3 separate regions of the Homo sapiens genome follow, and all the other regions are linked to region 1. Evidence: read pairs that join two places in POLR2A ChIA-PET (ENCODE). Cell type or tissue: GM12878. All regions are shown on one strand.

Evidence for each region. ChIA-PET counts read pairs that join two places held together with the same protein. Peaks named below come from ENCODE experiments on the same cell type or tissue, not always from the same donor. Only the 100,000 strongest peaks of a DNase experiment are listed, where the experiment ranks them.
Region 2: POLR2A ChIA-PET joins it to region 1 with 5 read pairs; 15 of 35 experiments call an interaction of 5 or more read pairs at or near these places.
Region 3: POLR2A ChIA-PET joins it to region 1 with 6 read pairs; 3 of 35 experiments call an interaction of 5 or more read pairs at or near these places.

Annotation. Positions count from the first base shown.
Region 1 is chr11:95,708,993-95,712,992 of GRCh38, forward strand. No RefSeq gene overlaps it. Among named protein-coding and RNA genes, the nearest start is that of FAM76B, 79 kb to the right of the region's middle. In GM12878, no CTCF peak of the experiment used is centred here; DNase peaks (open chromatin) are centred at 2,469 and 3,014; H3K4me3 peaks cover 551 bases.
Region 2 is chr11:95,155,060-95,159,059 of GRCh38, forward strand. LNCRNA-IUR (lncRNA imatinib upregulated) reads left to right here. Exons shown (of 3, transcript NR_110303.1): 2 at 2,569-2,744; 3 at 3,550-4,000. Among named protein-coding and RNA genes, the nearest start is that of LNCRNA-IUR, 6.5 kb to the left of the region's middle. In GM12878, a CTCF peak has its summit at 3,854 (motif pointing right); no DNase peak of the experiment used is centred here.
Region 3 is chr11:95,581,490-95,585,489 of GRCh38, forward strand. No RefSeq gene overlaps it. Among named protein-coding and RNA genes, the nearest start is that of FAM76B, 210 kb to the right of the region's middle. In GM12878, a CTCF peak has its summit at 3,283; no DNase peak of the experiment used is centred here.

The sequences.
Region 1 (4,000 bases):
GCTTCATGACTTAGCCAGAACCCACATATCTTTCAGGGACTAGTTAAAAATGTTTTTATCTCTCCGGCATGCTTTCTTTTGAGTCTTTACAATGCTTCATATCGCTCGTGGTCAATACCAATAACTCATCAATTAAACTACCTAGTTGTTTAATTGTAAGTTTATTTATTTATTTCTCTTGTAAGTTTTATTATTTCATTCATGCCTGGTTCTCTAAGTAGTCGCATGCTTTGGGGGTAACATCCCCAGCAGATTTTTAAGCTCCTGGAGGGCAAGTAGTGATAGCTGATGTTTATTCATATCACACAGCACCAAGAACAAGGCCTTGGGCCTAATACGCCTTTCTCTTGATCTAATCATTTCTTCTCCATGACTTCTCTCATTGCATTTTGCATAATTCCTGAGAGGAACTTATCTCTATAAGAGAGCTCTGAATTCAGTTGTTAATCACGTATCCTGTATGCTTTTAGCCTCACTAAACAGTGGACATTTGCTCTCCAAATGGCTGGTTCCTTCTCATAGCTCAAATAAGACCTCACCCAAGAGAATCTTATTGATGTCTCCTTTCTACCGTATCACCCTCTTTATTTCCTTCATACAAATGACCACAATCCAAAATTATCATATTTGTTTCTTTGTTGATTTGGTTATTGCTTCTCTCCCTTAATACATTGTGAGCTCCTTCAGGGTAAGAATCATATCCAAATGTTTACCACTGGATCCCCCACATGCCTTATGCAGTGCCTGGCCTGATGGAGTGAGTATAGGCAAAAGTGGGAAGAGCTGATGCACAGGAATTGTCTTATTTGTTTCTGGAGGTTCCTCACCATTAATAACCCTGAGCTTAATTTCAATTACCCAGCCATATTATGGAAATTCTGGAATTCCTTGTTTTCATTAATGTTTAGCAACAGGTTAATGAATATCGCCAGATATAAAACATACATAAAATTTTAAGATCATAAATTTTATAGAAAGAGAGAACAGAGTTCAATTCCCACTCCACCATTTATATCCCATGTAACCTTAGTCATGCTCCTGGTATTATTGAACTTGTTTCTTCAACTGCAAAGTCAAGATAACATTCACCTAATGGAATTTTGTGAGGATTAAGCGAGTAACGTGTGTAAAACACTTATCGCAGTGCCAAGTAGTAAGGGTAATTGGTAGTCGCATTTAGATTCACAAAGCCAAGCAGGGAGCTGGCCCACAAGAAGGGCTCAATATATAAACGCATGTTAAAAGAAAATAGAATAGACAAGAATAGCTCCATCCTATCCCAGACCCCATAAACAGACCTAGTCTGACTAAGCAATGGATGTTAGGAATATGTAAATGTTCATCTTTAGGCCTCAGTCTTCAATGTCCAGCAGTTGTCCAAACAGTACACTTATGATAACCTGCTCTTCGTGTTCTCACCTTCTCTGGCTTTTTCCTAAACTCTTCTCCCAGTTTCCTCTTCTGGCCTCTTCTGCTTCGATTAACCAGTGGGACATCTCCCTCTGGTTTGACGCTTGTGCTCCTAGACCCAGTGGAACAGTCAGTCATATTCTGGGTCCACACACTTTTGACTCTGGGTAAAGGTTGTTCCCATTGTGTCCAGGGAAGCCCTTCTGATCTCACCGAGAGAGAGAGATGGGCCATACTCATTCAAATGAGTTAACTAGCTAAGAAAAGCAAAAATATCAGTTATCAATTTTGAGAGATAAATACATATTCAATTTTGTAATCATATTTTTATTGGTTGCTGGAAAATAAAGTATTCCACATTTTAATGTTGCACATTAGCCTGTCCACTGTTAGAGGCTAATGTTAACTATTGTTAAATTTTGAATGCAACCCATAATACACATCCTACAAATGTGATATGCCAAAACCTCTTGCAATGGAATGATTATTACACACATATGAAGGACCAAAAGGTGTGAAATTGTCAAAGCTTGTCCTTGGTTTCTTTTAACACCATTCCTTAGGAAACTGTTTCTGAGATTCATTGCTTTCCCTATTATTCTGCATTCAGCCAGTTGTCAATGAATATCCCTCAGGTGTGGACTGACATTGCCTTAAGGTGTTTTAAGTGCAAAAAAAGTCTAAGGCTTAAAATACAATACCTCCCAATGGTATTTACACTTTTATATGGGACTATTGAAAGAAAGCCCCTAAAGAATGACTCTCTCAGGGTAAGATTCAGATATCTTGAAAAAGGTTGAAAATTACACCTGTCTCTGAAATTACATCATTTGTGGGCTCACTTACTCCATCCTCCACGAAGGTTAGAGCCCAGACAAAGCAGACAGTAAGCAATAGAACGATTGAGGTGAGTATGTAAAATATGTAGCTCTCTTCTTTCACATGACCTCTGAGGTTAGAAGCAGAGTCATCGGCTCGCAGCTGCTCCAAGAAAGTTTTAGAACAATCAAGGCCAGCTGTGAAAAATCCGCTCATGGTTTGGCTTCCAACAGACAGCAGCTTTTCTGTGAAAAGTAACAGCTCCTTTTCCTTAGCTAAAACCTGAAAAGTCTGTGCTCTCTGTAAAATCCAAATTGGCCAATGAGTTTGAAAGAATATTGATACTGAAACCACCAACACAGAGAAAGCAGAAATGTCCCTTTTAGCAGCAATGTGGCACATAAAGACTGGACGTAAAGGTATATAATTCAGCATACTTATTATTTCCAGAGGGCTAAGGGCACTTAAGTTCAGTAAGCTCCATGGTCCTAATAGCCTAATATTGTGTATTTCTCATGCCTGATTCAAAATCACAAAACTCACCAGCTCATTTTGTTACTGAGAAAAAACGAGTTATGACTTAGAAGGGACCATGAAGGAAAACTAAGGCAACCTGTATAAAGCACAACAGAATATTAAGTGTGCATGTCACTTGGCTGGGACACCAGAGTATCACAGGCAAAGGGGTAGAGTTGTGGTGGATGCTGAAAATGGCTGGGTAGAGACCCTCAAGGGAGACTAGAGATAACTGTGGCTAGAAGACAAAAAGACCTGTGGGTAGGAGGTAGTGAAAGTGATTAAATCCTCCTCCTGAAGCATATTAGGGAGCAGTTGAGTCATGGGTATCAGAATGAGCCCAAGCAAAATGGTTCCTGTAATATTAAGCCATTACAGGCAAGCAAGGTCAAGGACGCTCACAAGAGGAGAAATACAGAGATGTGACAGAGAGATTTCCAGCTTCACATAGTAACGCCCGAATTGATGTTTTATCCTAATTAAAGCTTAATATAACTCTGTGGTAAGAGTTTCTTGCCCCATATATTCTGAGATATACTTCTGAACAAAGGAAATGTGCCGACTGAGAAATATTCCATGAAACTAATTGCTTGATAAATGTGTGCAAAAACACATAACACAGAGATATTAAACAGGAAAGCTGGGAGAAGTTCTGTGCTAAAGTCAATAGAATAAAATCAAACCAAAATGGTAGAGTGTGGGATAATGCAAAGAATGTCAATTATACAATTCCATTGTATAATACCACCATATAACTAGGTTCTATAAGTCCACACACACACCTAGGGAGGTAGTCTTATTTACCTCTTTCAACTTTTATGTTCTGACTAATACGTATTAGAGTCAATATTGGTATGTTGATTCCATATGACTTGTTGATTAGGGATCAGATGAGAAGATTATTCTAATACTGAAATACTCCTTTTTCACCTATGACTTAATCACCTAACTAAAGTTTACTGTGTTCTTTGGGAATCCAAAGTGGGTGGTGGGAAAATGGAATTGTCCCTGGCATCTTTCCCAAACTACACATACCCACCCATCCATAGATGCTGATGGGCCCTTAAGGGAAACCTCCCACCTTCCCACCCCTCCAGAGGCACAGTGCTGCTGACAGACACAAATTATCAGGTGCACTGAGTGAGGAAAAAATGTTAGAACCATCAGCAAAATAGGAAAAACCACTGGACTACAGTCTGATGGAACTGGAATTGAATTTGGGTTCTCACCCATACTAGCTCTTTGTTTCAGACAG
Region 2 (4,000 bases), 550 kb before region 1:
AGGTATAGTGCATTAGACAGGACCCAGAGGGTGTTTATGCGTGGACTGATGGCCACCTCGAGGGTCAGAGCTTCTGGCTTATTGTGTCTCCAACTCTGTCCTAATACACATTTTTACCAATGGCTTGCTGGAAAAACAGAGGAAAGGCCCGTGAATTTGCCAAGGAGAGGAAGCTCTGAGTGTTCGCGAGTGCCCATGTGGAGAACAGGGAATTGTACAAGTTCGAGCTGTGTGGGCCAATAGGGAAATGGAACAAAGGGACATTTTACCTTTGTGTTCAAAATAATTAGACAAGGACAGCATGGAAGAGACACGGCTTTAGTAATAGTGTGTGTTGAAAAGAATGGGGCTGGGACATTTATTACAACAACCGACATTTGTGCAGCATTTATGAGGCATTTTCATTACTCCTTATGACACATTAGAAGTGGTAATGGGGAAACCAAGGCTGGGAGTATCTTGTGTAATTAAGCAGCAGAGCTGTAGTGTGAATTGTGTCTCTGTAACCCTGGGGTTACTTCTCTTCTTTTGTTCCCCATCTCTAACCAAGCTGCATGCTCCGCTCGTTCTTTTTTTGTGAATGTCTCTCACCTCCAATGCAGCCATCCATCCTGTTAAAGGAGTGGATTATCCATGTCTTTCTGAGACTATTGTACAACCTCCTCATTTAATCTCATTTCTCTTTCCTCCCATTAATTTTATATATGCCACATGAGCCGGATTACCAGATTTAGCAAAAAGCAAAAACAAAACGCCAAGATACTCAGTTACATTGTTACATTTGAATTTTAAAAATGAATAATTTTTATTATATGGGACATATATTAAAAATTATTTGTTGTTTATCTGAAATTCAAATTTAACTGTGCATTCTGTATTTTATATGGCAACCCTGATAATCATGAAATACCATTTCCATCATTCCAAAAATATCCATTAGTTCCCTGTTACCTGAAGGACAGGGGCCTCAATCTCGAATTTTTACAGGTAGGTAACATAAACATACAAATTAAGTGACTGGGTAAGTGGAGCCTGAAGCTAAATTCAAAATTGAGGAGCAAATGTTCCCTGACCCCAGACATTCCAGTTCAGACTTTAAACATATATAATCAACTCCAATAAAAGCAAAAAAGAAACACACACACACACACACACACACACACTCACACTCACACATCCATAGCCATCAGTGAGTCTGGCTTCTAATCTGAAACCTGGGCTAAACCAAACCACTTGGCCTGGAATTGGAGGCCCCTGATTGGCCTTTCTGCCCTTCACTCTCACCACTCTCCACCATGGGCCCTCCCATCTCTCCTCCACCAGCTCATCATGGATGGCCTCCCTAACCCATAGCCGTCTTCTTACCATGCCAGTCTCACAGGCCACTCAAGTCCACAGTGATCTTTCCCTTTCCATGGTCAATTTTGGCTCCTCTCTGTCCCAGGGACACGTTTAGCGGTCACATCATTTTTCTCTCCAACACCCGAAAGGGAATACAGGAAGTGACTTTGAGAGGCCCTTACCATATGCCAAGTCCCCTAAAAAGATCTTTGCTTATTTTTGTTCCCTCTCTCCTTAGTGAGATGGTGAAGTACTCAAGGGTAACAACCCTGTCTCATACGATTCCAAATGGTATATTGAGCTTTGCTATAACATCCATGCTCAATATATACTTTCTTACTGACAGGTCCAAGAGTGTACAAACTCATGAACTCAATGACCGCAGACTGGAAGTAAAATCACAAACCAGTGCTTCCCCCACCCCCACCCTTCCTTGGTACACCCCTGTCACCTCCCAATTCTGGCTTCAAGCATTTTTCAAGTCTGAGGCTTTAGCCCAAATTTAAGCTTTGGCTTAAATAACGTCTATTTTTTTTTTTTCCAGAGCTGATAAGAACTTACATTTAAAAGATGGTTCTTTTTTTGGTCTCAGTCCTGCTGGGTAGTTGTGCCTTGTTAGAAAATTATCCATAGCACTTTCAAAGTCCTCCTCATGAGCATGTTGAACTGAGCCAGACTTGGAGCTTTGAATGGAATGCCATTTAATCTTGGCAAAGGTCCACCTTTTGTTTCTAAGGAGGGAAAAAGCCTAAGGAACATGGGTGACTTAGGGACCGTTTGCACTTAGACCTGATCTGCTGGGGAAAGGTTCGGAATCCTGGAAATACACAAATTAGACACTGAGCTGGGAAAAAGAAAGAGACAAGCACTGGCCAGGCAACCTTCAGTTTTGCTAACGCCAAAGATTTTAAAAATATCATCCCCTTCTTAGGATTCCTTGGCCTGCCTAGCTATGTTCTGGCTGAGATGTGCTGAGCCGGGCTGGGCTGCCGGCTCCGGGACTGGTTTGTAGCCAGCTGTGCCTTCAAAGAGCTCTCTCTTCAAGACTTCCTCCAACTCTAGATTCCACAACTGCCTCCAGGAGCTGCTGGGCCAGGGAGGGCCCTTCTGGAAGCCTGGTTGCCTTTTGAATTCTGTTTTTACTCTTTTTTTTCTTTATAAACAGATTCTCTTCATTTCAGTGGGAAAAGGTGTCGTGACAGATCCATGTCTCTATTTTACCCTTAGGCCTCAAACTTCTTCATGGGAAAAGATGGCTTCTCTTTTTTAATTGAATGAACTAGAAGAAGTTCATTGTTATTCATCAACTTCAAAGAGACTATATGAGGCCCCTTGGCCAGGACTACAGAGCAGTATTTTTTAATCAGAAATTATAGCCAAAAAGAAGAGACCAGAACACATGGGTGAGTGTTACTGAATTATTGGTTTTCCTTAAATAGTCTAGTTTTGGTGTGTGAGAGGAAGAAAGTTGCAAGTGCTTATGTGCCAGGTACTGTGCTAGGATCTGAGGATGCAGAAATGAAGAAAATGCAATCCCTGGCCCTCCCACCTGTTGGGGGAAGTGGACTTCGCACCCTGTGGATAAGGAGTACACAGTGTAGCACTGTGGTTAGAAGCACCAGCTCTGTCATCACAGGGCTTGGCTTGTTTCCTGGCTCTGCTGTGGGCTGTGTGGCATTGGGCAAGTTACTTAGCTTCTCTGTGCATTATGTTTTGCATCCTAAAAATGGGGTTAGTGATAAAATCTGTGTTATATGGTTCCTGTGGGGATTTAGTGAGTTAAAATAGTTAAAGTACTTAAGCTCAGTGCTTAGCACTTTGAGTGTTTATTACTATCGTTGAGAAGATGTAGAGGAAGTATATGGGCATAGAGAGCAAGGTGCAGCTGACTGCTTAGGTGAGGCAGGGGATGCTTCAAAGAGGAGGTGACATTTGCTTTGCACTCTGAAAGATGAGTGGGAGTTCAGTAGACGAGGGTGGTGTGAGGGAACCCAGGCAGTGGGAAGCGTGGTCGGGGCAGAGAGAAGGTGATGGCTGGAAGCAGTAGCAGAAAGGCCAGTGTGGCTGCAGCCTGGGACTCTCATGTGGCTTGGGGGAAGGGAGTAAAATCACAGGCTGAGTCTGGAAAGGTGAGTTCAGGCTAGACTGAGAAAGGCTTTAAACTCCGTGTCATTAATTCATTCATATAACTCTATTATCCCCATAAAGATGAAGAAGGAAGGCATTAAAGATTATGTAATTTGCTGGGTGTGGTGGCTGACGCCTGTAATCCCAGCACTTTGGGAGGCAGAGGCTGGCGGATCACTTGAGGTCAGGAGTTCGAGACCAGCCTGGACAACATGGCAAAAACCTGTCTTTACTAAAAATACAAAAATTAGCCAGATGTGGTGGTGGGCGCCTGTAATCCCAGCTACTTGGGAGGCTGAGGCATGAGAATCGCTTGAACTCGGGAGGCAGATGTTGCAGTGAGCAGAGATGGCGCCACTGCACTCCTCCCTGGGCGACAAAGCAAGACTCCGTCTCAACATCACTGAACCAGTAGGGGGCAGAGCTGGAAGTTGAGCCTAGGTGTGTCTGACTCCACAGCCTACGCCCCGAACCTTGACTTTGTGCTTTCTCACAATGCCTATGGCTGCTGCTTTAAAACAGCACTTTCCAT
Region 3 (4,000 bases), 130 kb before region 1:
TTCTAAATTTGAACCAGGCCTTCTAAGCCCTTATACATTTATATTTGTCAAGGCATTCAGGTAGAGCATATTTTAAGAACAGTTTGATAGCTTGATTTATAACCTTACATATGGCATTTTGGCTCTATTTGTACTATTATCCTGGGAGCTTCAAGAGGCCTGAAGATTGTTTACACCAAACTAAGTAGTTTATATTACATCTTGAGGGCAATGTGGAATATTAAAAGATTTTAGTCAAACAAGTGTTATTGGTTTACTGATATTTCACAAGAACCCAGAAGGAAACCCATCACACTGCAGACACATAGTAAATATTTTTGAGTGAATGAATTACCATTTGAATTTTAGAAAGATCACTCTGGTGCAGTGTGGGGAATGTTTTGGAGAAGAACAGGATTGGAAATGAAGAGACTAGTTAGAAGGCTCTAGAAGTAACTCAAGATAAGAGGTGTTGATGTCCCTAACCCAGTTGTGGATATTAGGATGAATAGAATTGGAAAAACACACACACATCTACTGTTGTGTTTGTCACACTATGTTATAATATTTTTCCTATGGGCCCATCTCCCATAACAACTATGACATCCTTGAGAATAAGCCATTACTTCCTCACCACATTATTCTCAATGCCTAAAATTGGCATATGGTAGCCATTTGAAAAAGATTTATTGAATTAACTGATTAATGCGTGAAAGGATTATAATTTGTAATTCTCACAACGACCTTATGAGATTTCTTTATTTGGTTGAGAAAACTAAGTCTTGGAGAGATTAAATAACTTGGAATAAAATCTGAGCATCCACATTGTCCACAAAACCCAAAATGATCTGGCCTCTCCAACATCACCTATGCAACATTCACTCTCATTCACTCCATTCCAGCTACACTTGCTCATTTTTCCTTACCCAATGGCTATCTCACTTTTTTGGCACTTGTTTTATTTCCTCTGCTCTTTCCTTCAGCTCTTTGCTTTCCCTGGCCATTTTCACAACTTGGCTCAGATGTCACCTTTCCGGAAAGGTCTTCCCAGGCTACTCAGTATAAGACAGATCTTTCCAAACAAGAGTCAGAGTAAATCACACTCCATCCTATTACCTTATTTTACTTTCTTCATAGCTACTACACTATATGAAATGACCTTGCTTATGATGTATGATGTATTTATTGTTAGCCTTTCTTTCCCACAAGAAAATAATCTCTTTGAGGGCAGGACTTGCCTATCTCTTTAGGAACTGATACACCACCTGACACATAATAGACAATCGGTAGGTATTTAGCATCCATTAATGACTGGATGAATAAATGAATGAATGAATGATCTTGAGAACTTCATAAGGTATGGAGGCAAGATTTGAACACAGCATCATCTGATTACAGAGTCCTTGCTTCTGCCCATGCCTCTCATGCAGCTTCATGAAATCCCATAATCACAGGACCATCTGTCTTATTCACCACTATATTTCCAGCTCTAAATCAATGTGTGGCATATGATAGGTGCTTAATAAATATTTTGTGGATGAATTAAATATGAATTAACGTGACTGTTTTAAAGAACCTGCCTCATTACTTTATAATCACATGGTAAACAGGGTTACTATTACCTTGACCAGGACACCAGGAATATAGTGGGGTTTTATGACTGTTGACAAAATACACAAGACTATGATTCTAACTGTCCCAACACTGTCAAGCTGCGTTATCAGGAGACACATTAGAAACTCTTATAATTGTCCAGGCAAGAGATGATGAGAATCCGAACTAGGACTGTAGCACAGGGGATGACAAGGAGGAGCTACGGATTCAAGAAAGTGTTAGGAGTAAAACAGGCTGGGCTAGGGGATTTATTGAGTGTGGTGTGTGGGGGAAAAAAGTAGCCTTCAAGCTTCATACTGAGTGTGCAAGCCGGATTACAATGAGTTGATGGGTAGCTACATTCTGGAACATGGAATAAGTAAGGTGGGGTGGAGATTAGAATATAATTTGGGGATTCAAGGAAATGTCAACATCGAATGGGAGATAGTAGAGCATATTTGTAAATTTCTTAGAATCAGATGGGATTCAGAGCAAGAAGATACAAGAAAGAGAGATTGAATGATGGAGCAAGGCCCATAGATGCTTTGAAACTGTTTAATAGTCCCTGTGTGTACCTAAATGCATGTATGGTGTTTATCCAGGAGAAATGGTTTTTAAAATAAGGTTGCTCATTTCTTGCCTTTCCTAGGCTGCAAAGAACACACAACTAACAGGTGATATAGAATTTGAAGCTTAAAGACCAAGTCTACTCTAGGAGTTACTGTTCCAAATGCTTTTCTCAAGGAGATAAATTACCGAATTAGAAATAATGCAGGTTGGGCTCAGTGGCTCACGCCTATAATTCCAACACTTTGGGAGGCCAAGATGGAAGAATTTCCTGAGGCCAGGAGTTTAAGACCAGACTGGGCAACATAGTGAGACCCCATCTCTACACAAATAAAAATAAAAATAAATATTTACTGGGTATGATGGTGTACACCTGTAGTCCTAGCTACCAGAAAGGCTGAGACAGGAAGATTGCCTGAGCCCAGGAGTTCAAGGATGCAGTAAGCTAGGCGCAAATGCACTCCTGCCTGGGTGACAGAGCAAGACTCTGTCTTCAAAAGAAAAAAAAAAGGAAAAGAATAATGCCTTATTAAAGAGAAAGTACGGTTCTTTGAAAATTTTTTATTTCATTTTAAGAAGTTCTTGGCAGTATTAAAGTTTCTGATCTATCTTAGTCATACTAGGAACATGAATCACCACATACCTTCTTCTTGCGTGTGTGTGTGTGTCTGTGTGTTTGTATTTGTGTGTGTGTACAATCTTGAGAATCAGAACAACATTTTGGCCAAAGACTGACTGCATAAATGATGGTGGCCCCATAAGATTATAATGGAGTTGCAACATTCCTAGCACCTAGCGACACTGTAGCTTTAGTAAGATCGTAGCAGAAGGCATTACTCATGTGTTTGTGGTGATGCTCATGTAAACAAACTTACTGTGTTGCTAGTCATATAAAAGTAGAACACATACAGTTATGTATAGCATACAACACTTGATAAGGATAATAAACAACTATGTTGTTACTGGTTTATGTATTTGCTATACTGTAATTTTAATTATTATTTTAGAGTACCCTTCTTCTACTTACAAAAAAATTTAAAAAGTTAATTGTAAAACAGCCTCAGGCAAGTACTTCAGGAGATATTCTAGAAGAAGGCATTGTTATCATGGGAGATGACAGCTTCATGTATGTTAGCGCCCCTAGAGACAACCCAATGGAAAAAGATGTGAAAGTGGAAGACAGTGATGTTATTTTTAACCCTGATCCTGTGTGGGCCTATGCTAATGTGCGTGTTTGTGTCTTAGTTTTCTAACAACATCTTTTAGAAGTTAAAAAAATTTTAATACAAAGAAGCTTACAGAAAAAGGATATAAAAAGAAAATATTTTTGTACAACTACATCATATTTATGCTTTAAGTGTTATTACCAAGGAGTCAAAATTTTTTTTAAAAAATTTAAAGTTTATAAAGCAAAAAAGTCACAGTAATCTAAGGTTAATTTATTATTGAAAAAGAAAATTTAAAATATGGTACATATTTTACATGGAATATGGTACATATTGTACATGGAATACAATGCAGCCATAAAAGATAACAAGATCAAGTCCTTTGCAGGAGCGTGGTTGGAGTTGGAGGTCATTATCCTTAGCAAACTAATGCAGGAAGAGTAAACCACAAAGCACATGTCCTCACTTATAAGTGAGAGTTAAATGATGAGAACATACAGACACAAAGAGGGAACACTGGGGCCTACCTGAGGGAGGAGGATGGGAGGAGGAAGAGGAGCAGAGAAAATAAAATAACTATTGGGCACTAGGCTTAGTACCTCGGTGACTAAATAATCTGAAGAAAAGAAAAAAACCATGACACAAGTTTACCTATAAAACAAATCTGCACGTGTAGCCCTGAACCTAAAATAAAA